6 separate regions of the Mus musculus genome follow, and all the other regions are linked to region 1. Evidence: chromatin loops called from intact Hi-C (ENCODE). Cell type or tissue: left cerebral cortex. All regions are shown on one strand. Region 1 overlaps Lhfpl3 (lipoma HMGIC fusion partner-like 3). Region 2 overlaps Gm42225 (a long non-coding RNA gene). Region 3 holds the start of Lhfpl3 (lipoma HMGIC fusion partner-like 3). Region 4 has its middle 4.1 kb from the start of Gm24512. Region 5 overlaps Lhfpl3 (lipoma HMGIC fusion partner-like 3). Region 6 holds the start of Orc5 (origin recognition complex, subunit 5).

Region 1 (4,000 bases):
AGCAAAGGCAGCCACACGTGGGTGTCTGTGTTCTGGGTTATGCAGGACAATTGAAAGAAAGAGCTACTGCAGGATGGATTTAGCCTTCTCAGCAACAGGGAGCAGCCGCCTCTGAAGGACTGAACATTGATAGCTTCCTAGGAGCTCCTTCAGCAAGTCAATTTCCACACAGCAAAACTCCTTATCTGATCTGAGAGTTGTCTTGACAGACACATATGCAGTTCTTCCCGGTAAGCTAGACTTCCTGGTTTGCCAAGCGTGTTTCTGGACTAAGTAATGCAAAGGCTCTGAGAATCCTTCAAAAGGATTAACCCTGCAAAGTCTCAGCTAACAATCACTGATAAAAGGCCACTTCAAAGCTGAGGTGCCATCCCTCCAGGTTCCTGCCAGATGCAAGGGTTCTGCTACAACTCTGCTACACATGGGGCCAGACCTCCAGCCTATGACGTTTCTCAGTATCTCTCAGGAGAGACAGACTCTCTGGGAGCTGGGATCTGTCTGGAAATCCCAGGCTTGCTTGCCCAGCAGTGCACATCTTTTAAAAAATGATATATCATTATTATTAAAATTTTACCTCAGAGACACATGTCACTGTGATTTCCCCTACAGGGGTTGCAAGGGTTAATTTTTCAAAGGGAAAACCTGGATACTTAACAGATTCTTTCAGGCCTGGTAAGAAGTTAAAATAATGTTCATTTCCAACTTCAGAGAGAAGGCTAACCACTGAGGAGAAAGCTCCTTTTCTCCAGAGTAAAGTTTGCTAAATGGAAGCTTGTGGGTTTCCTTCTTGTCCGAAACTTACAATTTTCCCGCTGCTCTCTGCTGAGCTGCTATGTGTCTGTAGGGGTGGAGCCAGAAACCACTTTTGAAATAAATAGAGAGTTGCAATCTTCTGCCTTGGACATTTGCAAATCATTGCGTGGCAGTGGATCTCAAAATCAGAGGCCTCAACTGTCAGTAGGCCAGCATTTGGGACCTACTGCTAGAGTGTTTAATTCCTAGATCCGAAGCTCAATAATTTACATTTCAGACAAGCTTCCAGATGAGAGTGTCACTCTTCTGGAGGCTGCATTTGGAAAACAATTAAAACAATTAAGTTTTCTGTCAGTCAGGGACAACCTACTTACTCTTCCCGGGAAGTCCCCAGGACCAGCGCCTGTCAGTGTGGAAGGGCAAGAGTGGGCCCTGTATTGGCGCCCAGGCACCAGGCGACCTCAGGACTCTCTAGCATGCTGACACCCACGTTCTATGGGCTGCCTCTTTTGAATCTTGAAGGCTCAGTTTGTTTTCAGGCCTCCCCTAAAAAGACGGAAAAAAAAAAAAAAAAAGAACTGGACGAATCTAGAGCCTTCCATAGGTTCTGGAATTTTTCTGGAGTAACTGTAAATGCGAAATTGGGCAGATTTCCCTGTGGCATGGATTAACTTTAGAGGATCCATTTCTGAAACGAGGCTGCATAGTCACATGGTGAAAACTCACCAAGCCCTTTCATCTGGCTGACATTTCAGTGGTCTCAGCCCTCAGCCGCAGTGCCCCCTTTCTTCCATCTAGGAAGAATTTCAGGCTGAGCCAGTGGTTCTCACAGGAGCTCATCTTTCCTCCTTCCCCCCACCCCCCATTCCTTTTTTTTTTTTTTTTTTTTAACCCACCTTTCCTCACCTGCAGTTCTCAGTTTCTCCACTTGAGGTCTCACTAGGACAGCGATTTTCTTAGTCCTCGGCTGTTTAGGACGGATTTGGAACAAGCCTTGGGGGTGGCTGGGCAGGGGCGGTGGGTGTGGGGGTGAGGGATGGGTGTGTGGTGGGGGAGAAGCCATCTCTGCCTAACTCATAGCTGGCTTGATTGATTTGTTCAGGGAGCTCTCTGGTTAAAGAAGGATTAAGCAAGGAGTCGTCCTCAGTGGGACGAATGGCCTTGCAAGGCTTCCTGAAGGGGCCATTTTCCTTTTTCGGACAGTGTCACAGCTGTCCTATGTGGAGAACTAGTAACGCTAGGACATTGATTGTGGCTAAGAAAAGACTGGTAGATCATTTCTCCAAGTTCTAGTCGCTATCCTCTCCACGTAACAGGGTGTGTCTGTCAGTCTTCAGGGACAGGGCAGCTTTAAAAGTCACTGCACACTTCCCTGACGGATGGATCGCTCCTCTGCCTCTGCTTGGCTAAAACTGTGGAGCTGAAATCCATCATGGCAATGCTTTCCTGGCTCACAGTTTTTTGTTTTGCTGTATTTACCCAGTGGCCTCTGAACCTAAGATGTACACACCAAATTAACTCTGTGACAGTCCATGTCTGGTCTGCTCCTCCCAGTCCCAGTCACTGTGCGACTCATGGAAGGTTCCTGCAGACTATTTTGGAAAAAAAAATTACATTTAAAGCTCAACATGGGGGCTGCAGAGATGCTCAGTGGTCAAGAGCACTGCCTACTTTTCTAATTCCCAGCAACCACATGGCAGCTCACAACTGTCTGTGACTCTAGCTCCAGGGGATCTGACACCCTCCCACAGACAGGTAGTCAAAACACCAAATGCACATAACATAAAAATAAATAAATTAAATAAAAAACTCAAATGGGCCAGAATGCTAAATTCAGTTATGATTCTTTGTCCTCTACAAAAGTTTGCCCAAAGGTGCCGTGCATTTGCTATGGAAAAAGACAGCCCATGAGAAGGACCATGCATATTTAGCCAACATCTGGATTTCATAATTGTGTGCACATGAAGGCAGAATTGAGGTGGATACTGACATGTGTGTTTCTATGATTGCCTGTTTGGCTTTTAGATTATTTTCTGTTGCAGGGTTTCTGGTCTCTTTAAGAACACACTATAGGGGAACTGGAGAGATGTCTCATCGATCATAGAGATGTCTCACTGCTCCTCCAGAGGTCCTGAGTTCAGTTCCCAGCAACCACAGGGTGCCTCACAACCATCTGCAGTGGGATCTGATGCCCTCCTCTGGTGTGTCTGAAGATGTGTGTACTTACATACATAAATCAAATAAATAAATAAATCTTAAAAAAACATCCTGGAAAAGAGAGACGGTGGCGTTCACCTGCCGGGTTCCAGCGCTCAGCTAATGAGCAGCCTCCTGGGAAACGGACGCCAGCCTATCTGGGCATTTCCTGAAATGTTTCCGTACTGCATGAAGAAATCAGATGCTTCGACTTGAAACGTGCGTGTCTATGTGAGTTTGAAGGACCAGGTAAAGCAGGTTTTTTACTTGTACTTTTCCTTCTTGGGCCTTGCTGTTCTTTCGTTAGTAACTGAACACTAGTTTGTTTCCTCCCCGCCCCCTGGCAGTCCTGACTTTTTTGCACAGCCTGACTTTCCGATAACTTCCTGTGGAAAATGCAGGTGGAGGCGGACTCTCAACAAGCCCAATGAGCAAGTTAATGTTAATTAAGCAATTAATGAGCAAACTTGGCCCAAGGACTTCTTGCAGTCAGCTGGTCCCTACATCAATCCATGGTGTAGGGAGCCATATTACCTTTCTCCAGCTTACGGCAAAGCTGGAGTCCTTTCTGGGGATGCAGACTCACTCACTTTAATTTCTACCAAGTTGTGCTGGAACTCTGTATATGAAGTCTGTCCCAAGAGAAGGGAGCTCTGATGCCCACCACTCTCGATAGGATGCTTTGGGGAAAGATGGGGATGGGAGTTTAACCTGTTTCCTCTTGAGGCTACTGTCTCTCGTAAGGTCTCAGTCATCGTCTATAAATTAAGGGGTTTGAAACAAAAGATCCATCACTAATAACTTTTGGCTTTCTGCATGTCTAAATGGTGGTCTGGGGGTCTCAACACTGCATATTTTGAGTCCCAAACACTGGGCAGTGTTTCGTCAGCTGTTATGAGAACATCTTCATTTTAAAATTTTTATTATTCAGAAGATACAACTCAACAACTTCAAGACACACTAACACTTCAGCGAAATTGAGGACATGAGGAAGTTTCAAGCTTCAGACTGTAGTACGGTGTGTGCACACATGTGGGTGTGAAGACATGTG
Region 2 (4,000 bases), 640 kb after region 1:
GATACCTTCTGTCAACAGAAATTTTGACAATTGTGTTTCCTTTTTAAACTTAACTTCTAAAATGATTCTTATGTGCAAACTACAATATGATTGTTGGTATTTAAATATCACATCTATTTGTAGCTGATGAATAAAGCTGTCTTGAGCAAAACTTTATTTTTATCTAATCTTCACAGAGTTCTCACATCTTACTTATACAGACTTCATATCCTAAATATACGACATAAAGGAGTGGAGAGATGTGAAAGGGAAAGAGAAACCATCACACCAGGCTTTGTATCAAACTCCAGCTACTATGAACTTTTCAAATATTATGTAAGTTTTAAGCATATGATTGTATTAAAAGCTAAAGGTATATTCTCTTAAGTTCCTGTGATTTGTGTGCTAAAAATAAGAGGTTTTTCTAGATTTTGAAATAAAACAAAACTATGCACGCAATGCAACAGATAAGATAACTGAATGTGTCTGTTTCTTAGTGTACAGGATGTGTATTTAAGCATCAGTAATTTGAGCCTGATGCCTGTAGGCAGCTGTATTCAACCACTTCTATTTGTGAAGGAAATAATTACATAACTCCGAATAGCACGTTGGTTCTCCGAATAGCACCTTGGTTCACAGGTGTCTACTTTCTTGGATAAATATCTCTGGTTTATTTTTCAAATTGGGGAACAGAATTTTTTTTAACCTCCAGCTTATTAAAACAGTTTAGACAATGCAATGGCTAATATTAATTATCAACTAGATATGAGAATTGTGTAGGTGACATGCTGCTGGGTACTCCAATGGAGGGCCTCTGGCCATAACTGTGCTATATCATCTTCATTAAGTTAGTTGAGGTGGGAAAACCCATCCAAATAATGGCCGATAGCCTTCCCTGAGCATAATTCCTCAGATGCATGAAAAGAAGTGTCAGCATTCACCACTCTCTGCTTCCTAACTATAGATGCAATACACCTAGATTCCCCAGCATCCTTGGAGGAATTTAACGGGCTAAGGCTTCTCTGTCATGATAGACTTTCCTGGGAATTTGTAAGCCAAAATAAACTGTCTCTGCCTGCAGCTGCTTTTGTTGCAATATTTTATCACAGCATCCGGAAAAGCAGCTAAGATAGCAAGGTTCCCTGCTTAAGCCATTTTGTGACATTTTCACAAGTGAAGAGAGATTCCAACTGCATTATGAATCTAAAGGAAAATTTTTAACATGTAAAAGGGTCCCAGACCATAGCACAACTGACTCCGTGATGGAAGTACTATTCAGGCTGTATCACTCAGCATGTAGACAGCACCACCTGCCAACACTAAAACAAAGGCCTAATCCAACCAAGTTAATGGTTCTGGGAAAGTCTCAAAATGTACTAACCTTGCTTTTTAGCTTCTATAGTTCTGCTTCAGGCTAACTGTTGTTGTTAACTGAAGTATGTCAACCCAGAACATGGTTTTTGTGCTCAAAAGCTCACCTTGAAAAGGCTAATATGATGGCTTTCTATTGGCTTAAACCAATGTTCAAGCAGCGCTCTCTGGTGGATACCCACAGAAATCCCATCAACTTTACTGCAGAATTCAGGACCCATTTCTTTTGGGTTTGCTGAAGCAAAAGAAACATTTACAGTCTTCAACTTCTCCACCATCTGGCTGTTCTGACTTTATTAACCTTTGCTAATTGACAGCTACCGAAGCAGCTCTATTTGTGGTAACTCTGACTGAGACATGGTTTGTATTTCTCTAATTATGGAGCTATCCTGACAATGACAGTCATTGCCTAGAATTACTCATCCTAGTCTAGTGTCTTGGGAATCTGAAAAAAAAAAAAAAAAAAGAAAGTCAAGGCTGACAAGCTACTCTAATGTTTCAAAAATAGTTACTTCCTTAGGTATAAAATAACTCCTGCTCCCCTACCCTACTCTGCCTACTCGACTGTCCGGGTGCACCTGCCTCTCTTCTCCCAAAAGGTCTATCCTAACTCTTCACAAATGGACACTACACACTCTTCTCGCCTCTGTGGCCACGACCTCAGAGCCCCCAGGACACAGAAGAGATGAGTCTCCATTCTTGATGTCAGTGTGTTTGTCTTTCCAAATATCCCATTACTCTTTGCAGTTCCCACTAAGGGGAGCAGAGAGAGAAACATAATGAAAATGTACTGAGACACCCATCTCCCAGGCAGAGGGTGTCAAGTCTGCCTGTCATGCTAATGTTCTTGAAAAAAAAAAAACAAGGAACAGACTAATAAATTATTCTGAAGCATATTACAGAGGGAAATAGACACATATCCATTGGGGTAATGAGGCTTATCTCTGTGGGTTTTCGTAAATTAATGACAGAAATATGTGATTTTTCATACAGAGTGAAAACTTTGGGCAGGAGAAAATTACTTAAGAAAGATCACCAAGGCCTTGTATTATCATTTGTCTCACATCTCTAATTTATATTTATGTTCTGACACAAGAAATATGACACTTCTGGATACTATAAATCTCAGTAATGACACAAAACAAATGTAGTCACCCAGTTTCTCTGTACTTTCCACCTTTGCTTCTACATTGCTGTCTTTAAATATCCTTACTACTTGAATAAACATTTGTAATTGTGCAGACCATCCTACATGTTAGGTACACTGAGAAATTTTAATTCATTTATTGGTATTACTTTTCTAGACACCTTATTGACATAGTAATAGCATATATCCTCAGCACATACCCTCAACACATATCCTCAGCACATACCCTCAGCAATACCCTTAGCACATACCTCTCAGCACATACCCTCAGCACATATCCCCAGCACATACCCTCAGCACATACCCTCAGTACATACCCTCAGTACATACCCTCAGCAATACCCTTATCACATACCCTCATCACATACCCTCAGAACATATCCCTCAGCACATATCCCCAGCACATACCCTCTGCATATACCCTCAGCACATATCCTCAGCAATACCCTCAGGATATATCCTCACTCATCATCACCACCATCTTCATTGCACCATTTGTCTTAGCCAGTCAACAAAAACAAAGTTCATATTCTATATGTGTCACTATATCAATTGCTAAGAATTCAGTCAAACTGCGTGATCTCCAGGAATACAGAGCACTGAGTGTTATTAAATGTGGAAACTCTATAGAAATTATATAGTTCCGATTTATCTAGCTTGGTGGTTAGTCAGAACCATCTAAGGTGGTTGGGTCTGAAAAAAAATGGCTCAGTAGTTAAAGTTACTGACTTCTCTTCCAGAGGAACCATGTTCATTTCCCAGCACCTACTTGACAATTGACAGCCATGTGCAACTCCAGGTCTAGCAGATCCAAGACCCTTCCCTGGTCTCTAAGAGCAAAAGGCACACATGTAGTACAAAAACACCCATATGCATAGAATAAAAAAAAATCATTACAAGTGCCTGTTCTATCTACACTGACACTGTGTTTGATTCAGAAGAGCCTAGCCTGGAGCTTGGCATCTCTGCTTTCCCATCTTCATTTTGGAATAACTGGGAACTGTGAGAATAAGCAAGGCTGGTGAACTACCAACCTGAGCCGCTTCCCTTACTGTAGACAAGAAATAAACTGCTGGTGAGAGTGATTTTCCAATCATACATCCAGTGTGAGGGCTGTGTGGCCCAAACCCAGATTTTCCAACTCTTCCTTCCATGTTCTTTTATATTGGCTAGGACTCTGGATTGCAAAGGGGGAAAGATCCAAAGTAAACCGTTTAAAGTTCAGGAAGGGAGAGAGAGAACTGGGATTTCTTACCAATTCTCACCAATATATCCACAGGTAGCCTTAAACTTACCCTAAGACTGGTGTCTCACGCGGCTTCCTCAGGTGACGATTATGGTCCAAGGAATTATGCTCATAAAGTAGTTCTAGTGCCTGAAATAAAGTATGACAAGAAATTAGATATACAAAATGAACAGATATCGACTTAATATCTAACCCACTATGCAATATAATTCATGACCTTTATATTAGTAAGGGTTGTCCAGAGAAACGAAACTGAT
Region 3 (4,000 bases), 480 kb after region 1:
TTGATGCTGGCGGATGTGGGGAAGGGAGTCCTATCATAGCCTCAGCTGGCAACAGTACACTGAACAGAGGGAAGATCACTGGTGCTAGTGAAGCCAGTTTTCTCCTCGCCTGCTTTCCTAACACCCCTTCCCCAAAATGAGGTCTTGAGAAATCCCCATTCTCCCAAGACGTCTCTGCCTGTTTAGAGATGAAATGGAAGGACCTTGGCTGACAAGGAGACGCTGGAGGTGTGGCATCGAGGAACTGCTAAGGAACACTCTACGCTACATTTTTTTTTTTCTTTTTAAGAAAACCGGGGGAGGGAGGGGTGCCTAAACAAAATTAGGATTTACTCATCACCAGATGGATGATAAAATATTTATGGTTGCCAAAGACAAATTTACACGCCCCCCCCCCTTCCTCCCAACACTCACACACCCTGAAGCAAAGGCGGAAATAATCCAGGGAAGGGCAGAACAGGTTGGCTTGCTCTAAATCCTCTTTTCACCCGCTTGTACCAGACTCCCCTAGTCCCCAGCTCACGCACATAAACACACACACACACACACACACACACACACACACACACACACACACGGAGCCCAGCCTCTAAGTGGCCACTTCTCCGCCCCACTACCCCATCATTAGTTCTGAGCGGACTCTGCCCAACAACTGCTCAGCCTCCAAGGCGTCCCTATGGGTGGCGTCCCTAGCATCCAAGAGGTTCGGAAACGCCTGGGGACCTGGCGCCAGTGCCAAGGTTGAGGAACCTGGGGGTTCCTCCTTCCACGCCTTCAACCTGAGAGAGGATTAAGTTGTCCCGGACTGGCAGAGCTCAGGAAGCGGTCCCTCCCACTCCAGCCTCTCTGGAGCTCGGACACCCAGGGGTCCCCTGCCTCCGTGGAGGTGAGCGCGCACTCACCGGAGGTGAGCTGCATCCAAGCACAGATCTTGTACACGGTGGCTGTGTTGCAGAAGAAGAAGAGGGTAAAGCAAACGATGCAGGCGATGATGAGCATCATGGAGAGGCCGATGAAGAAGGAGGCGGCTTTGAAGGCGCCCGAGGGCAGCGTGGAGAAGTCCGTGAAGCTACCCCTGCAGGTCAGCTCCCGGGAGAAGCCGTTGCCGATGCAGTAGTGGAAGAGCCCGAAATAGCCGGCTTGCGGGGTGTCCACGCCGTCGCCGATCCAGTAGGGCTGGATGAAGCACACCACATTGACGATGGCAAAGCAGATGGTGAAGATGGCCCACAGCACGCCGATGGCCCGCGAGTTCCGCACATAGTTGGTGTGGTACAGCTTGGCAGCCTCCTGAGCCGGGAGCATCGCGGCGGCGGCGGCGGCGGCTCCGGGCATTCTCCCCCTCCTCCTCCTCCTCCCGGTCCTCCGCCTCCCCCCGCCTCTCGGCGCGCAGGAGACACACTCGCCGAGCGAGCGGCGTGCGTTGCAATTCCCCTGCCTCCGCCTCAGCCCAGCAGCACCAGTTCTAGAGTCTGCACCCTCGCTCCCGGAAGGAGGGAGGGGGAGCGTGGAGCACCCCTCCGGCTCGCCAGGCACAGCCTCCCGCCCCCCTCTTCCCTCCCTCCTGGACCCGGCTCCAGCCCTGCTTTGCACCCTCCACTCCTCTGCTCGTTGCTGCAGCTGCTGCAGCTGAAGCCTGCGAGCCCTCACGCCCCCTTACTCTTCATCTCGCCTTTGACCCTCTTTCCTGTAGGCTCTGCTGGTGCCCCAGGTCACAGAGGATCGCGGCTACCAGGAGATGCTTCTTAAGTGCCAGGAGCAAGAGAAGCAGACGTGGAGTTATAAGAGCGCGCCCAGAGGAATCCTAGAGGCACTCCCTGGATCCTGGAGGATGTGCTGCTGGCCAAGAGGCTGATCCTGAGCTTTTCATCACCGCACAGGAACGTGCTTTGACCTCTGCATCTCTGCAGGGAAAAAAAGAGGCAGCCTTATGGCAGGTGTAGGTGAGAAAGGAAGAGAGATGTGGTTCCCGGGGAGGTATCCCTGTTAAAACCACAGAATTGCCCCAAGCTAACTCTTAGGTGACCTCAGGTTGGCAGATGGAGACAGGAGAAGTTGGGCAGAAGTCTGTCACACAATAATGTAGAAGTCACGCCTGGAGGGTGATCCTCTATTGTTTCTCGTCCCACTTTTCCACTATGCAACCAAATGAACTATGGCAAATGGAAACCCCAAGCTTCGCTTGAAGTCAAACCTTTTCTCTCCCACGCGGCTTGCAATAGATGGGGCCTGCATGCACAGAAGTAGTTATCACAGAATTTTAGAGTTTGTTTGAAAACATCGGATAATTTGGCAGGTGTTTCATTTATTGCACAAATACTCATTGGCAGCTAGCATGTGCTAAAGATAAAGAGGGATAAAGATAAATGGGATGAGTGCCTTAACAGTGGAAGTATTTCCACCTCTCCCACAACCAAAAGCTCCAGTTAACCCGAGAATTGGTTTTAGTGTAATTTCCCCGGATCGTCTGCAAACAATCTCTTGCACAATTAATGTGTACTTTACACTGTCCCCTTCTCTCATTTACTTTCTCCATTCTTGATACTGCCCTTTTTTACAGCCCTTTCAAAATGAGTTGCTCATTGCTATCTCTATTTTTTTTTTCCTGTGGTCGGTTACTATCTGGTTCCTTCTGAACCGTATAGCAAACCGACAATGCTCAATTGCAGGAATAGATTTTGGTACAAATAATCTTAAACTCCACAATGTAATGCTGCATTCTTTGAGCAGATGAAAGAATGCGCCCATAGACTCATCCAGAAGTCTGTACTATGTAAATTACCCTTCAGTAAAATTGGGCCCAACGTGTAAATGATGGAGATTAATTATGCTCTTGATCTGATACCCTGAGGATTTGCAATTATGGGGGTGGGGGAGTAAAGAGAGGGGGTTTAGGATTAGGGACACAGAGGCAATGAAGGACCTTCTGCTGCAACTATGAACGATTTGAGGTGCAAGTGTTAGAATTACACAGGAGCGTTTCCTCTGCATCCAGCTGCGGAATTACAGTTCAAGATCCGTGAGGCTGAGTTTGGAAAAGAGGACATCGTTAGACAGATCAGGGAATGTGGTTGCTGAGGTAAGCCAGAATTGCTATCAAGTGTAGCTATAACCTTTCAGAAAGCCTTTAAAATATCAAAGCGATTTAGGACAGATGCAGAAGGTGATCTAGATGTGGACACATTATGTCTTTAAAAATATAACTCAAAGAGATCTATCTTCTGTGTGTTTGGTGGTAATGAAGGGTCAGAACTTCTGTTAGGTTTCATTTCAGAACTCCCCTACGGCTGCCGGTAAGTCAGCATTTTAACTTGGGAGGAAGAAGAGAAAAGAAGATGGTAATAAGTTTTGTAGGGTCAGTTGGCAGGCAGTGTGTCCTAAAGCAGAGAGGGCTTCAAGGCAAGAAAGGACAGTGATTTCTAGTGACTCTCCCAAGCCCTCAACTCCCCTAACCCTGCTTATATAAAGTTGTCTTTCTTTGAAATCAATGCCTTAAAAAACAAACAAACAAACAAACAAAAAAAAACCTTTACTGTCCCTGGGGTTGAGTTTAGAGGTTGCTGAGAAGAGAAAGCTGCAAATCAAAAAGCCTGTTTGTGTCTTGATGCTTAAATTGCCTTCCAGGACAAAGAAAAGACTAACGAATGACTCAGACTCAAAGGTTGTGAGTCAAAGAGCTTTTCTATTTGAGGCACGCCAAAGGAAAGCCTTATTCGTATTCCAGGTTTGGAATTGCCTCCAGGTTTCGTGCTCAGAATCTGTATACCAGCAAGCACATTTAGAGGTGTCCACTCTTGTCAACAACCACTGAGAGCAGTCCAGAGTTGGCAAGCTGTTAGTTTAAAGTGCTCCTGTGCATTCCCCCTAAGAAGTCATCATTTTTCCCTTCAAGTTAGGATCAATAAGACATGAACCATGTCAATAGACTTCCACAGTGTCTTGTACTATAGCAGATGTTCAGGCTAAAGTAGGGTCCTCCAAGACTCTAAGAACTACGGAT
Region 4 (4,000 bases), 580 kb after region 1:
GAAGTGGTCATACATGCATTTGGGAGGCTTAAGGAATCAAGAGTTTATAGCCAGTATGGAATATATCGTAAGACTATGTATCAAATAACTAATTTTAAGAAAAGAAAAGGGGGGCCAACAAGCAAGGAAGTAAATCCTCATAAGAAACTACTCAAGGTATGAGCTTTGTCTTAGATCTCTAGCCTCCACATCTCCAAAAATTTTATTATTTAAATCATTCAATCAGAAATTGAGAGAGTAGATAAAAGGACCTGCTGCTAAGCCCAGTGATCCAAGTTCAGTCACTGAGACCCAAATAGTGGAAGGAGAGAGCCAGTTCCCCTTAATTGTCTGTTGACTTCCACACACAGTATGGCACATGCATACCCATACACATACAGGCAGACAATATAGATACTAAAGTTAAAAAAAAAAAAGCTAGACCACCCAATGTATGATGTTTTGTTATAGCAGTCAAAGTTCAATAAAGACAACAACCAAAATGAGATTTTATATCAAGAAATTGGCCTTTAAATCTTATTTAAAATTGGCAAGACTGGTTTTTCAAGGATGAGGAGACACCAATGAGTGAGAGATTTGAAAGAAAACATTAGAAAGGATAATTAAGGAAGCAGAGATTTACCAAACCAGGAGGAAGTGGTACTGAGAGCATAGCACAGGAGTTCGTTTTAAATCAGGGGTGGGGGAGTATTTGGAATTTGAATAGAGCAGTTTGCAGAATCACCGCTGGGGACCAGTTATCAAGATGTTTGTTATTCTGCATACAGGCAATACTAGAATAAAATGCCAGATTAGAGAAAGACTAATGCCTAATCCACAAAATGCCTAATTGATGGGAGGGTGGAAATGGGGGACAGAGCTAATCACTGTACATATTTGAAATCCTCAAGCGACAAAAAATAAATAATATCAATTGAGAGGCGTGCTGGCTTACCACAAACCCTCATAAAGTGTTTCCCCACCAACTTTGTGAAGGGTCTCTATAGAACCCTTCAACTATTTATGAAGATAATGGAAATTTCTATTTCATTATAGCTGTGTAACTAAATACAAAAGTAGTCATTAAAAACAGTAATATTTAATTGCTTTTAAGGGAAAAGGAGGGACACATTTATCTATTATAGTCAATAAAAAGAAATAAAATATGACTAGTTCTGCACAATACTCAGCCAGAAGCATGCCTTAGAGATGTCCAATGTAACCCGGAGTGCTAGAAATATTTTTCAAGGACTAGAATTGGTTCACCTTTTCTGGGTCTGATAAATGCACAGTATTTTTATGAAATTTAATTTGTATCAAACTGTATTTCAGTATTGAGTTCTTCTAAACCCACAGTGCTGCCTAGGCTCTATTATTCTATGTGTTAAATACTTTAAATAGAGCCATCTGAACTCTAACTAATCTAACAGGCATTACTAGTGTGATTCGACCCTGACCTTTCAGGCTTCCAAGACTCTCATGTTCTCCCCCTCTAATATCTGGCAACTCTCAAATAGATATGAAGTTAGCAAATATAAGTTTCATCATTTTTTATCATTTATCCAGAAAGTAGTGAGAAAACAAAAGCATGATTTCTTATATAGACTAATCTATCAATAATATGCACAGCCTGGTTACAGATAATCATCCAGCCATCCTGTTTGTAAAGGAGGAAGTTTTTAAACACTGCCATCTACTGCAGATATCACAAACTGCATGGACATTTTATAAACTAGGAAAAAAACCACAAGAGACAATGCCATATTCTGCCATTTCTCTATTAGTAAAGTGCTGAAGATGGTTTCAAATAATTGTTTGGAAGTCATTGGAGCAATTGTTAGGAAGAATTACCCATTAAAGGTAAGCAAAAAATACATATTTATGGCCAAACCAGCTCAGTCACTCAACAGGTTCTCCAGACAGGAGCAAGGATTAAAAAGAAAAAGACAATTAGACAACATTGTAGCATGACCCCAGCCAGTTGTGAGGCTGAGTTGAGTTTAATTTTATCCAGTCCTTTTTATATCAATCTGGGCACATACAAAGAATATGGTCAGTCCTTAAGGCATAAACAAAGTAGTCAAGGAACAAGCAGGGCAAAAATCAAAGCACTAAACAAAGTCCCATGGTTGCTATGTCTAGAGGTTTATCAGGATGGTCCAGGTACAAGGAATACAATACATTCCTCTGCTGTATTTGCCTTGAGCCTACTTCATTGTCCCAACCCAGTATCAAATTCCTACCAAATTCCTAGAAGCAGCCCCAAAAGCTCTCCACATATTTACTGTTATGACAGCTTTGAAAATAACCACTCTTGCTCAAAAGCAAGATTGAAGACTGTTTGTAGGCTCTGACATGTCAAGCCTAGTTTGAAACCAGTATGCATCGCTGTCAGTGGCCACAAACCTGTTCTGACTCACTGAATAATAATCACCTTGAACAATGAGTTCAAGCCTAGTTTTTAAAATATTTTTATAATGCCTTCAGGGAAACTAAATAGATTTTCCTTTGGCTTTTAGAGTCCTTGAAATTCTCAGTTCAAGGAAGGTCAAATAATTATATCATAATGCATACAGATAACTCATCTTTTTCTACAGATTTTTATTATAATGAGGCTGCTTTCAGGAGCATAATTTAATTCATTGACTTTCTATAACTCACTTGAGTGTATATTTGCCAGCAAGTTTTATGAGTTCTATCCATAGGGCCTTTATCACCCTAACATCAGGGGGAAAATAACATTGACTAAATTCAAAGAAAAGAATGTGTTTTCTTTGTTGAGTCTCCATTTGTCTAGGAAAAAATAATCATTATCTAAACCTCAATAAATGTTATGTGTTTGTTTTTCACTGAACTGTATGATCTACTCTTTGTTCTTGCCACAATTGTCTAGCAACTTTGACAAAGGTCAGGGACTTCTATGGAATAGTTAGGGGAAAGATTGAGGCCCTGAAGAGGATAGGAACTCCACAGGAAGACCAACAAAGTCAACTAACCTGGACCCCTGGGAGCTCTCAGAGGCTGAGCCATCAACCAAAGAGCATCTCTGAGCTGGACTGAAGCCTCCGGCACAAATGTAGCAGACATGCAGCTCAGTCTCCATGTGGGTACCCCAACAACTAGAGAGGGGCTGTCCCTAAAGCTGTAGCCTGAGTGTGAAATCTATTCCCCATCAGGGCTACCTTGTCTGACCTCAGTGAGAGAAGATACACCTAATCCTGTGTGTGGTGATTGGAGAGACTTGGTGTGGTGGTGGGGAGACACCCAGAGGGAGGCCCCCCCTTACAGAGGAGAAGGGAATGGGAGATGGGAGGAGGGTCTCTGTAAGGGATAGGTCTGGAGGGTGTACAGCTTTTTGGATGTAAACAAACAAACAAATAAAAATGCATGTTGTATTTGCCCAGAGTTTTCCCCCTTCCCTAGGAGATTTCTACAGGATTATGTGCATCCTTTCCCACTGGGGCCAGACAAGGCAGTCCTCTGCTACATATGTGCCGGAGGCCTCAGATCAGTCCATATATACACTTTAGTTGGTGGCTTAGTCTCTGGGAGCTCTGAGGGGCCAGGGTTAGTTGATACTGTTGGTCTTCCTATAGGGTTGCAATTGCCTTTGGCTCCTTTAATCCTTCCCCTAACTCTTCTACAGAGGTCCCTGACCTCAGTCCAATAGTTGACTATAAGTATCTGCATCTGTCTCAGTCAACTGCTGATAGAACCTCTCAGAGGACAGCCATGCCAGGCTCCTGTCTGCAAGTATAACATAGAATCAGTAATAGTGTCAGGGTTTGCTGCTTGTGCATGGGATGGATCCCAAGTTGGGCCAGTCACTAGATGGCCTTTTCTTCAGTCTCTGTCCCATTTTTGTCCCTGCATTTCCTTTAGACTGGAACAATTCTGGGTCAAAAATTTTGAAGATGGGTGGTGGCCCCATGCCTCAACTGGGGGCCATATCTATCTACCTGGGGTGGTCTCTTCAGGTACTATCTCCCCACTGTTGGGCATTTTGATTAAGGTCATCCCC
Region 5 (4,000 bases), 470 kb after region 1:
ACATTTTTCATAACTCATTTGCGGATGAACTGAAACAATAACTCACTTTGTTAAGTGACAAACAAAACAAAACTGATGGGTAAGCTAAATATCATAGCTACAAAAGAAACTTTTAAGGTCCTTTCATGATGTGTGTCCAAGCTTGATTTCCTAAAAGTAAAATTTTTACATTAAACATGGGTATCACTAACACATTTGGGGAATAAATACAAAATTAACAAACTGTTCATGTTAGCATAAGACTTAGAAATGAAGATCTGTATGTTACCTCCATTTGGTGCCCTCAGGAAACCTGTTACAATTAAAATTTCAGCACTGAACGGTCTCCCTTGTAATCTTTAGTTTGGTTTTTGAGAGATGTTTTTTAAAAGCTCAACTATTTAACAGGCAGAAGAAGGCATAGTCCTTTCAAATGAACTTACATCGACTGTAGACATTCTCCCTCTGCTCTGCACACACACACACACACACACACACACACACACACACAAACACACACACACACACACACACACACACACACACACACACACACAATCTAAGAGGTCCCACTGCTATGCTGTTGTGCTATATACAGTTGGAGCATCCATGTAGTTTCAGATTTTCTGTTTGGTTCTTTCAGCTCTTGATGCTCTGGTGGCCTGGGTTTGTGGAGGGTATCAAAGCTAATGAAGGACTCTGGCTGTGATTACTAGAACACTCTCCAGGTATGCGATGGAAAGAAAAGACCCAATATTGTGCAGAAAGAGTGCTCGTTGGCTTGGCGGTTTCATCTAAAGAATTGCCTGTTCAGGTTCCCAAAGAGATAAAATAGAAACCAATGCTCAGGAAAGGGGGATGGGAAAATAAGTTGGAATTTATTTATGTTTCCTTTGAGTGGCATCAAGAGGAGAAAGTGGGGACTCATTCTTTTTCTCTTGAAACAAGCATTTTGTTTTGTTTTGTTTTGTTTTTTGGTTTGTCTTGTTACCTGTGGCTAAGATCCATGTTTTGAGTTATCAAATGTTTATTTTCAATCTGAAAAACCTCAAACTTTTTCCAAGAAATAGAATTTCTAACTCTAATTTCTAAACTTGCAAAAACATGATGAAGTTTACTGCAGAGGTGCAGACAGTGTATAGCTTATGACCACCTAGGCAGTCCACAGTGCTCTACTTCTGAATTCACTAGCTGTTTTTTTGGTGACTTGCCAAAATGTCCTGAAGAGGGACAGTCGGTTTTGTCAATCATACCTTTAAAAAGATAGTCAAGAGAAAGTCCCGACAGCTTATGTGAAGTTCTGATAAATCATAGAAACTGGTTTCTATGAATTCTAACACCAATGAAAGGAACTAAAAGAATATCCAAAAGGAATAGACATGTCCTGCAGGTAAACGGACTTCCCCTTCTACTGAACACATTCTGGCTCATCCTTTCTTCTTTCTCTGCTTTCACATGTCATTCCACACTCTCCATCCTCCCAAGTGTTATTTTGAGAGTAACATCAGTCAGAAAGTGTTGGGATGAGACTGTAAAAGGCAAAGTTCTGAAACACAGGAGATGACAGGGCTGGAGCTCCCTCTAGAGACCATCCTATGGTCAGGAGAGGGGTCCTCTGCAGCCGCTAGGGCAGCTTGAGGCTGGCCCTTCTGGTTTAAGCTCCTCTCCTTGGAAAGCCCTCACAAACATGGAGGCTAAAAGAACAAGGTTTGCACTATGATCTACAAGATATCCCGGCTGTGCTCACTGCATCCCCAAAGCTAAATCTGGTGGGGCTTATTTGATCAGCTCTGTGATCCACAGCAGTGCTGGGCGGTCACCACACAATCGATCTTGACACTACATCGAGCAGAGAATATTCATTGTTTGTTGTCCCTTCTTTGGGTCACAGGCAGATATGAGGTCCTAGCAAACTTACACTCCCATTTCACCATGACCTACACAATGTGTCCACCATTTTCCTTCTTAATCCTCAGAATACAGTAGATCGATCACACGTGTGGCATAACTGTCACCTACTAGGTGGCACACTGTGATTTGCAGTTCCTTCTGCACACTAAATTCTGTGACTAAATCCTTATGATTCATGAGCTCTTCAGAGACAGTACTAACAACAAAACAGCAAAGATAGGCAAGCTCTTCAAAGCTTACTATAGGCCTCCTTCAGGGTCCAGTTCGATTATCCCGCGGACACAAAAGGTAAGTTGCTCTTAGATCATGGAACCCAAGCTCTGCTGCCTAGTTCTCAGACTACAGCTGTTTCCTTTCTGCCTTAATCTCGACCCTACATTTGAAGATTTCCTAGTATTTGATTCCCTGGTAAATGCACAACAAAGCGTGACTAGCAGGTAAAATATTTTTAATTTTCATAACTTTGGAAATATTTTTCTAATCTTATAAAATTCATACAATTGTATAGGCCTAAGAAAAACAAAGTCAAAGAAATATTTAGTTGGCCTAACCAAAGTCATTCAGCCAGTAAGTTATCTAGCCAAGGTGCAAATATTATGGTCACATTCTTGGTTCTCTTCCCTCACTTTAATTGCCCAAATGATTTGTATCTGTGATTGTGATTAAACAATTAGAGTCACCCTCTCTGCTTCCACACCACCAAGAAACAAGTGTACAAGAAACATTGAGCAATGTTAAAAACTCAACTTACTCATCTAAAAAAATGATCATAGTAATACCAATATAGGATTCCTACGTGGGCTAAGTTTAACAACCCTAAGATTTTGCAAGTGGGAATTGTTTGACAGTATGGAACATTATTATTTCTTTATTAACTAAAAGAGAAGAATATGCTAATTTTTCAGTGTCCTTATTGAAAGAAGTCTATGAATCTATATCTGTTTGACACTAGATTATGTATATTTGTTTAAGTGGAATTTTTTTAAAAAGCTATATTATTGCTCAAAGATAGACTGTATGACTTATTTTAATAGTACAGAATGTTAAGAAAATCCCTACTAGGGAAATAATGCTAATTTTCATTCCATTCAAAATCTGAGGTATATAACAACTAGTTAATTAATGTAAGATATTAAATGAAGGTGAAAAAATACCAAAAATATCAAATTTCTTGTCAAGTATATATTTTTCTAACCTTCCTTCTAATAAACATATAACTATGTATTCGTGCTGTAAATCTTTCAAGATATTCTTGAGAAGGGATAATTATTTTTCTAAATCCTTATTAAATCATTTCCACCTCTGGATGTGTCTTTTAGACTTGCTGAGTGAGGATAGGCAACGAATATCAATACACTTCATAGTTCATCCTAGTGCATGCACAGATGTGGACTCATGCAAATGTTTTTTAAAACTATTTAAAAAATAAGAGCCTTAGTACCTGCAGTGCGTTTTTACTCTATTTAAATCCAGTGACAGTATTGATCATTAATCTATTAATCAGATGTCATAACCATCAAAGGATCCCTACTCATGGCTTTTAATACACTAAGTACAGAATTTTTTTCTCTATAAAGGATTTGTTGCAATACACTACAGTAGTTAGTAGTATAGAAAGCTCATCAACCTGTTAAAACTAAGTTAATAAACACACATGCTCACAGTATTACATATTATTAATGATCCTGTATTAATTGTTCTGTGCCAATGTATTTTTCAGTCATAGATACCAAACTAAGCAGGCCTCTGATGCTCTTAAATCCCACAGGATACAACCTTGACCTTCACCACCTCCTTACTGATGATTCACTTATTTTTGTTATCTTCTTCTCTGTCCCTGTAACTCACCACAGCTTGGTCACCTTTCCTGCTTGTTGAATACTGGGCCTCCTGGAAATGTAACACACACTCCTCACCTCAGTCTTTCAGTGCTGCACCTTGATTTTCTTTGAATATTCTTCCCATATCTTTTAATCTCCTCCATTGCTGGTGGAATTGCAAGCTGGTACAACCACTCTGGAAATCAGTCTGGCCGTTCCTTAGAAAATTGGACATAGTACTACCAGAAGATCCAGCAATACCTCTCCTGGGCATATCCCCAGAAGATGTT
Region 6 (4,000 bases), 670 kb after region 1:
ATATATAAGCAATCCCCAAACTTCTAGCAAAGAACTCCTACAGCTGATCAACAACTTCAGCAAAGTGGCTGGATAAAAAATTAGCTCAAAGAAATCAATAGACTTCCTTTACACAAATGATAAACTGTCTGAGAAAAAAAATAGGGAAACAACACCCTAAAGAAAGAAATTGAAGAAGATATCAGTTAGATGTAAACTCTCCCATGCTCAAGGATAGGCAGGATTAAAATAGTGAAAATGACCATCCTACCGAAGGCAATTTACAGATTCCAACACAATTTTTTATAGACCTTGAACAAGCAATTCTCAACTTCATAAGAAACAAACAAACAAACAAACAAACAAAAACCACAGGAGAGCCAAAACAATCCTGAGCAATGAAAGAACTTCCAGAAGAGTCACAGTCCCTGACCTCAGGCTGTAATAAAGAGCAACAGTGATACAAAACACCTGTGTGATACTGATACAAAAACAGACTCACAGATCAAAGTAAATGAATCAAAGACCCAGAAACAAACTCACATACCTATGAACACTTGATCTTTGAAAAAGAAGCCAAAATTATACAGTGAAAAAGAAAGAAAGAAAGAAAGAAAGAAAGAAAGAAAGAAAGAAAGAAAGAAAGAAAGAAAGCAAGCACCTTCAATAAATGGTGCTGGTCTAACTGGCAGTCTGTATGTAGAAGAATGAAAATAGATCCATATTTATCATCTTGCACAAACCTCAAGTCCAAGTGGATCAAGGATCTCAACATAAAACCGGATACATTGAGTCTAATAGAAGAGAAAGTGGGGAAGAGCCATGAACACGCTGGCATAGGGAAAATGTCCTGAATAGAACACCAGTGGCTCAGGCTCTAAGATCAAATATTGATAAATGGGACCTCATGAAACTGAAAAGCTTCTGTAAGGCAAAGGGCTCTATCAACAGGACCAAACAGCAGCCTACAGATTGGGAAAGGATTGTCACTAACTACTTATGGTAGAGGCTGTGGAGTAAGGGGAATACTTCTTCATTGCAGGTAGTAATTCAAACTTGTACAACCACTTTGGAACCAAAGTGTGTGTGTGTGTGTGTGGTAATTAGATTTCCTCCACAGGCAGTTGTATTGTTCAATAATACATAATGGGCCTCTTTCTAATATGGGTGCCGTGTTTTCCTTGTCTTTTTGCACTGTTTATGAAATCTATGTGTAGCAGACACTGCGTACATTATCTTTTATTCTTAAAAATACTCTACTATAGTCCTTATGTTCTATATAAGGAAGTTTATAAATAAACGGTTCAAAGATTCTCCCAACATCTCAAAATTCAGAAAAAGTTGAGTCAATGTTTCCAGACCAAATTTTTTTTTCAGGACCCAAAGCCCTCTCTTTGGACACGAATTTTCTTATTCCTATACATTCTTTCATTTCAAGGCTTTTCTTCTTCCAGGTGTCCTATAAATGTGCAAGGACAACGTTAATTTTACTGATTACCCTCACTAACACTCGAATACTTCCACATCTAGTTTCAAGCTTGCAAAGACAAACAAATGATTTTATTTAGTTAGTTCCACAGAGTTCCCATTGTCCACTTTCTTGCCAGAGGAAAACCAATTTTTTTTTAAAGAATACTCGTTTCTGTCGGTACTTTTATGTGTGCGGCTTTCTGGAGGGAACTGAAGACACAGAAGGTGGGCGGTGAGGTGCCCCCAGGTCGCCCTTCAGCTTGTGTAAGGGTTTCAGGCTGGAAAGCTCAGGCCAGAGTGGGAAGCGATAACCACTTACCAGTAACCGACCACTGAGCACCGCCGCCTGGAGACTAGAGCGGCCCACGTTGTCGCGCGGCTCCCTGACGTCACTCGACCGCGCTGGCTCCGCCCCCAGCCCAGGCTTCCGGCCGGAAAGCTTGCGGTTGTTCTACGTGAACCACGCCTGAGTGGCGCAGGGCTGACCGGAGGCCAACTGCTCTGCAGTATCAGGTGGTGCCCGCCAAAATGTCTCACTTGGAGAGCATGGTCCTCTGTCGAGAGGCCCAAGTGTCCACTTTGCAGTCCCTGTTTGGAGAGGTATTGTAGTCAGACTGCTTCCCAAATGCCAGAGGCGAATGCGTCCTGGATCCGTTCCGTTTGGGGGGAGTACTGTGTGGATTGCGAGGCGGTAGGCTATCCCCCTTATGTTAAGATGGAGGTGCGGTATGACTGCCCCACACTTACCCAAAGAAACTTCTCAGTCTATTTTAAAGGAGACTGCAGAGGAAGAGCTGGCCTGCTCTACAGGACGTCGGCTAGGAAGTGCTCCTTTTACTTGGACCACACTTTGGAGATTATGTGAGCCCCAAATAGCTACTGCAAGTTGCTGCAGAACAGGGTTTGGGTAGGAAGTCTGTTTGCAGAGTGTTTACTAAACGCCAGTTCGCCCGTTGTAGTGAGGTATAGATTGGGTCAAATACAGAGAGGTGATTGGCTTCAAGGCCAATTAGGGTAACGCTGTGGTTTAGCCTTTAAAATCCTTCAGCTTTTCTAGAATTATAAAAGCCAGGAGAAGTCTCGCTTGGGTTTCTCTCCCTGCCGACCAGATGAGATGATTTAGAGGGGAGAGGTTAGCCTCTGAAGTGAACACAGGCTGAAGTAACATTCATTTCTCTCAGTTGCCTTGCATTGTGCTCATTAATTAGAATTGATTGCACTTGGATCTTATCTGGGAGATGAGCAAATACAAATAGCCATTTAGTCTTCCTTTAGAAATGTACTTTCATCCAGCAGAGTGTCGGATCCAGTGCGTCTGTGGTGGCAGATGAAATAGTCATGGAAAAGTACTTCCCTCCATCTAAAAGGCGTCATGTTAGCAATTCTAGAGGTCAGCTGCATCTGTAGTTCCTAGTTATAATGCTTTCAGTTATAGTTACCTATATTATTGAAATGTATAATTGTTTATGCTCTGTACATTCCTTCATTGGACTTGATAAACCCAGATTATTCTAACCAAAAGTACTCCTCTTTTTTTGAGGAATACTTTATTAGCAAAATAAGATAGGTAGGGCTGATTTAGCAGTGGGTCCCAGAAAAGGCTTCACCTTTGCTCTTATTTAATACTACATCTAACAAAAACAATATTTTTCTTCAAGGAAGTTTGCATGTGGGAAATACAAAGAACCACTATAGCAAATAGCTACAGAAGAAAAAAGAGCTAGCTATGCTCGTAGAAGACTAATTTATATGTTTAGCAAGTGTGTATTTTCTGAGCACTGGCTCTGTGTGTGGCACTGTGCCAGATTCAGTCTTGTGGCACATGTTGGGGAAAAGTTAAGTGACAGTGGAGTCAGAGTTCATTTCAACTCTAGGTGACAATGTGAACGTTGTTTAAAAGGGGAGCATGCTGGTTAGTTTTGCCCTCGTGGGAAGAGAGAACATAACTGAAAACAAATATGCCTCCAACAGATAGTCAGTAGGCAAGTCTGTAGGACATTTTCTTGATTAATGATTGATGTGGGAGGGCCCAGCCCACTGGGAATGGTACAACTCCAGGGAAGAAAGCAAGCTGAGTAAGTCATTAAGACACCTTCCTCCGTGGCCTCTGCTTCAGTTTCTGCTTCTAGGTTCTTGCCTGGAATTCCTGCCCCAACTTTCCTTCATGATGAACTATAACCGTCAAGCTGAAGTAAACCCTTTCCTCCACAGGACGCCTCTGAGCATGCTATTAATCACGGCAATGGAAGCTTGTATGGGCAGGGAATACTGTAGTAGGCTCCAAAGAGTAGATGTATACAAGTGTGATGGGATTCCAGATTTCATCTAGCTTTGGAAAGAAAGAAAAACAAAAAGTCATGAGCTTCCTTTTTGCTTATGAAATGATACCTGAAATTATTTTAAAAATTTATGTCTCCCCAGTAGATGTTTGAAGCCATCAGAGTCTACCCTGTTTGACACTGGTATCTGTGCTGCTCAGTCGCTTATAATTTTATAGGATAATTCCATAAGGGGACACACGTTGAGTTGAATTTAAGTTCAACTTAAAGTA

What was found. Hi-C counts contacts between places; a loop is a spot of excess contacts. Peaks named below come from ENCODE experiments on the same cell type or tissue, not always from the same donor. Only the 100,000 strongest peaks of a DNase experiment are listed, where the experiment ranks them.
Region 2: a loop joins it to region 1, with 2.6 times the contacts of the local background. A loop is called at or near these places in 4 of 42 quality-filtered maps.
Region 3: it touches region 1 in a loop (3.0-fold over the local background); 14 of 42 quality-filtered maps call a loop at or near these places.
Region 4: it touches region 1 in a loop (8-fold over the local background); 18 of 42 quality-filtered maps call a loop at or near these places.
Region 5: a loop joins it to region 1, with 9 times the contacts of the local background. A loop is called at or near these places in 13 of 42 quality-filtered maps.
Region 6: it touches region 1 in a loop (2.3-fold over the local background); 3 of 42 quality-filtered maps call a loop at or near these places.

What each region holds. Positions count from the first base shown.
Region 1 is chr5:23,222,968-23,226,967 of GRCm38, reverse strand. The region is part of intron 2 of Lhfpl3 (lipoma HMGIC fusion partner-like 3); the gene reads right to left. Among named protein-coding and RNA genes, the nearest start is that of Gm17434, 89 kb to the left of the region's middle. In left cerebral cortex, CTCF peaks have their summits at 1,475 and 1,682; DNase peaks (open chromatin) are centred at 16, 1,719 and 1,996; H3K4me3 peaks cover 831 bases; H3K27ac peaks cover 555 bases.
Region 2 is chr5:22,582,275-22,586,274 of GRCm38, reverse strand. It overlaps Gm42225 (a long non-coding RNA gene), which reads left to right. Exons shown (of 3, transcript XR_880870.2): 2 at 177-315. Among named protein-coding and RNA genes, the nearest start is that of Gm42225, 5.4 kb to the left of the region's middle. In left cerebral cortex, a CTCF peak has its summit at 1,540 (motif pointing left); a DNase peak (open chromatin) is centred at 1,541.
Region 3 is chr5:22,743,528-22,747,527 of GRCm38, reverse strand. It overlaps Lhfpl3 (lipoma HMGIC fusion partner-like 3), which reads right to left and starts at 1,474. Exons shown (of 3, transcript NM_029990.2): 1 at 903-1,474. The coding sequence starts at 1,335. It overlaps A930003O13Rik (RIKEN cDNA A930003O13 gene), which reads left to right and starts at 644. Exons shown (of 3, transcript NR_027362.1): 1 at 644-1,943. In left cerebral cortex, no CTCF peak of the experiment used is centred here; DNase peaks (open chromatin) are centred at 739, 1,339, 1,777, 3,713 and 1 more place; H3K4me3 peaks cover 1,861 bases; H3K27ac peaks cover 830 bases.
Region 4 is chr5:22,639,102-22,643,101 of GRCm38, reverse strand. No RefSeq gene overlaps it. Among named protein-coding and RNA genes, the nearest start is that of Gm24512, 4.1 kb to the left of the region's middle. In left cerebral cortex, a CTCF peak has its summit at 1,671 (motif pointing left); a DNase peak (open chromatin) is centred at 1,676.
Region 5 is chr5:22,755,018-22,759,017 of GRCm38, reverse strand. The region is part of intron 1 of Lhfpl3 (lipoma HMGIC fusion partner-like 3); the gene reads right to left. Among named protein-coding and RNA genes, the nearest start is that of A930003O13Rik, 10 kb to the right of the region's middle. In left cerebral cortex, a CTCF peak has its summit at 1,565 (motif pointing left); a DNase peak (open chromatin) is centred at 1,532.
Region 6 is chr5:22,548,241-22,552,240 of GRCm38, reverse strand. Orc5 (origin recognition complex, subunit 5) reads left to right here and starts at 1,903. Exons shown (of 14, transcript NM_011959.3): 1 at 1,903-2,049. The coding sequence starts at 1,978. 6030443J06Rik (RIKEN cDNA 6030443J06 gene) reads right to left here and starts at 1,828. Exons shown (of 3, transcript NR_102315.1): 1 at 1,769-1,828. In left cerebral cortex, no CTCF peak of the experiment used is centred here; a DNase peak (open chromatin) is centred at 1,842; H3K4me3 peaks cover 1,741 bases; H3K27ac peaks cover 1,221 bases.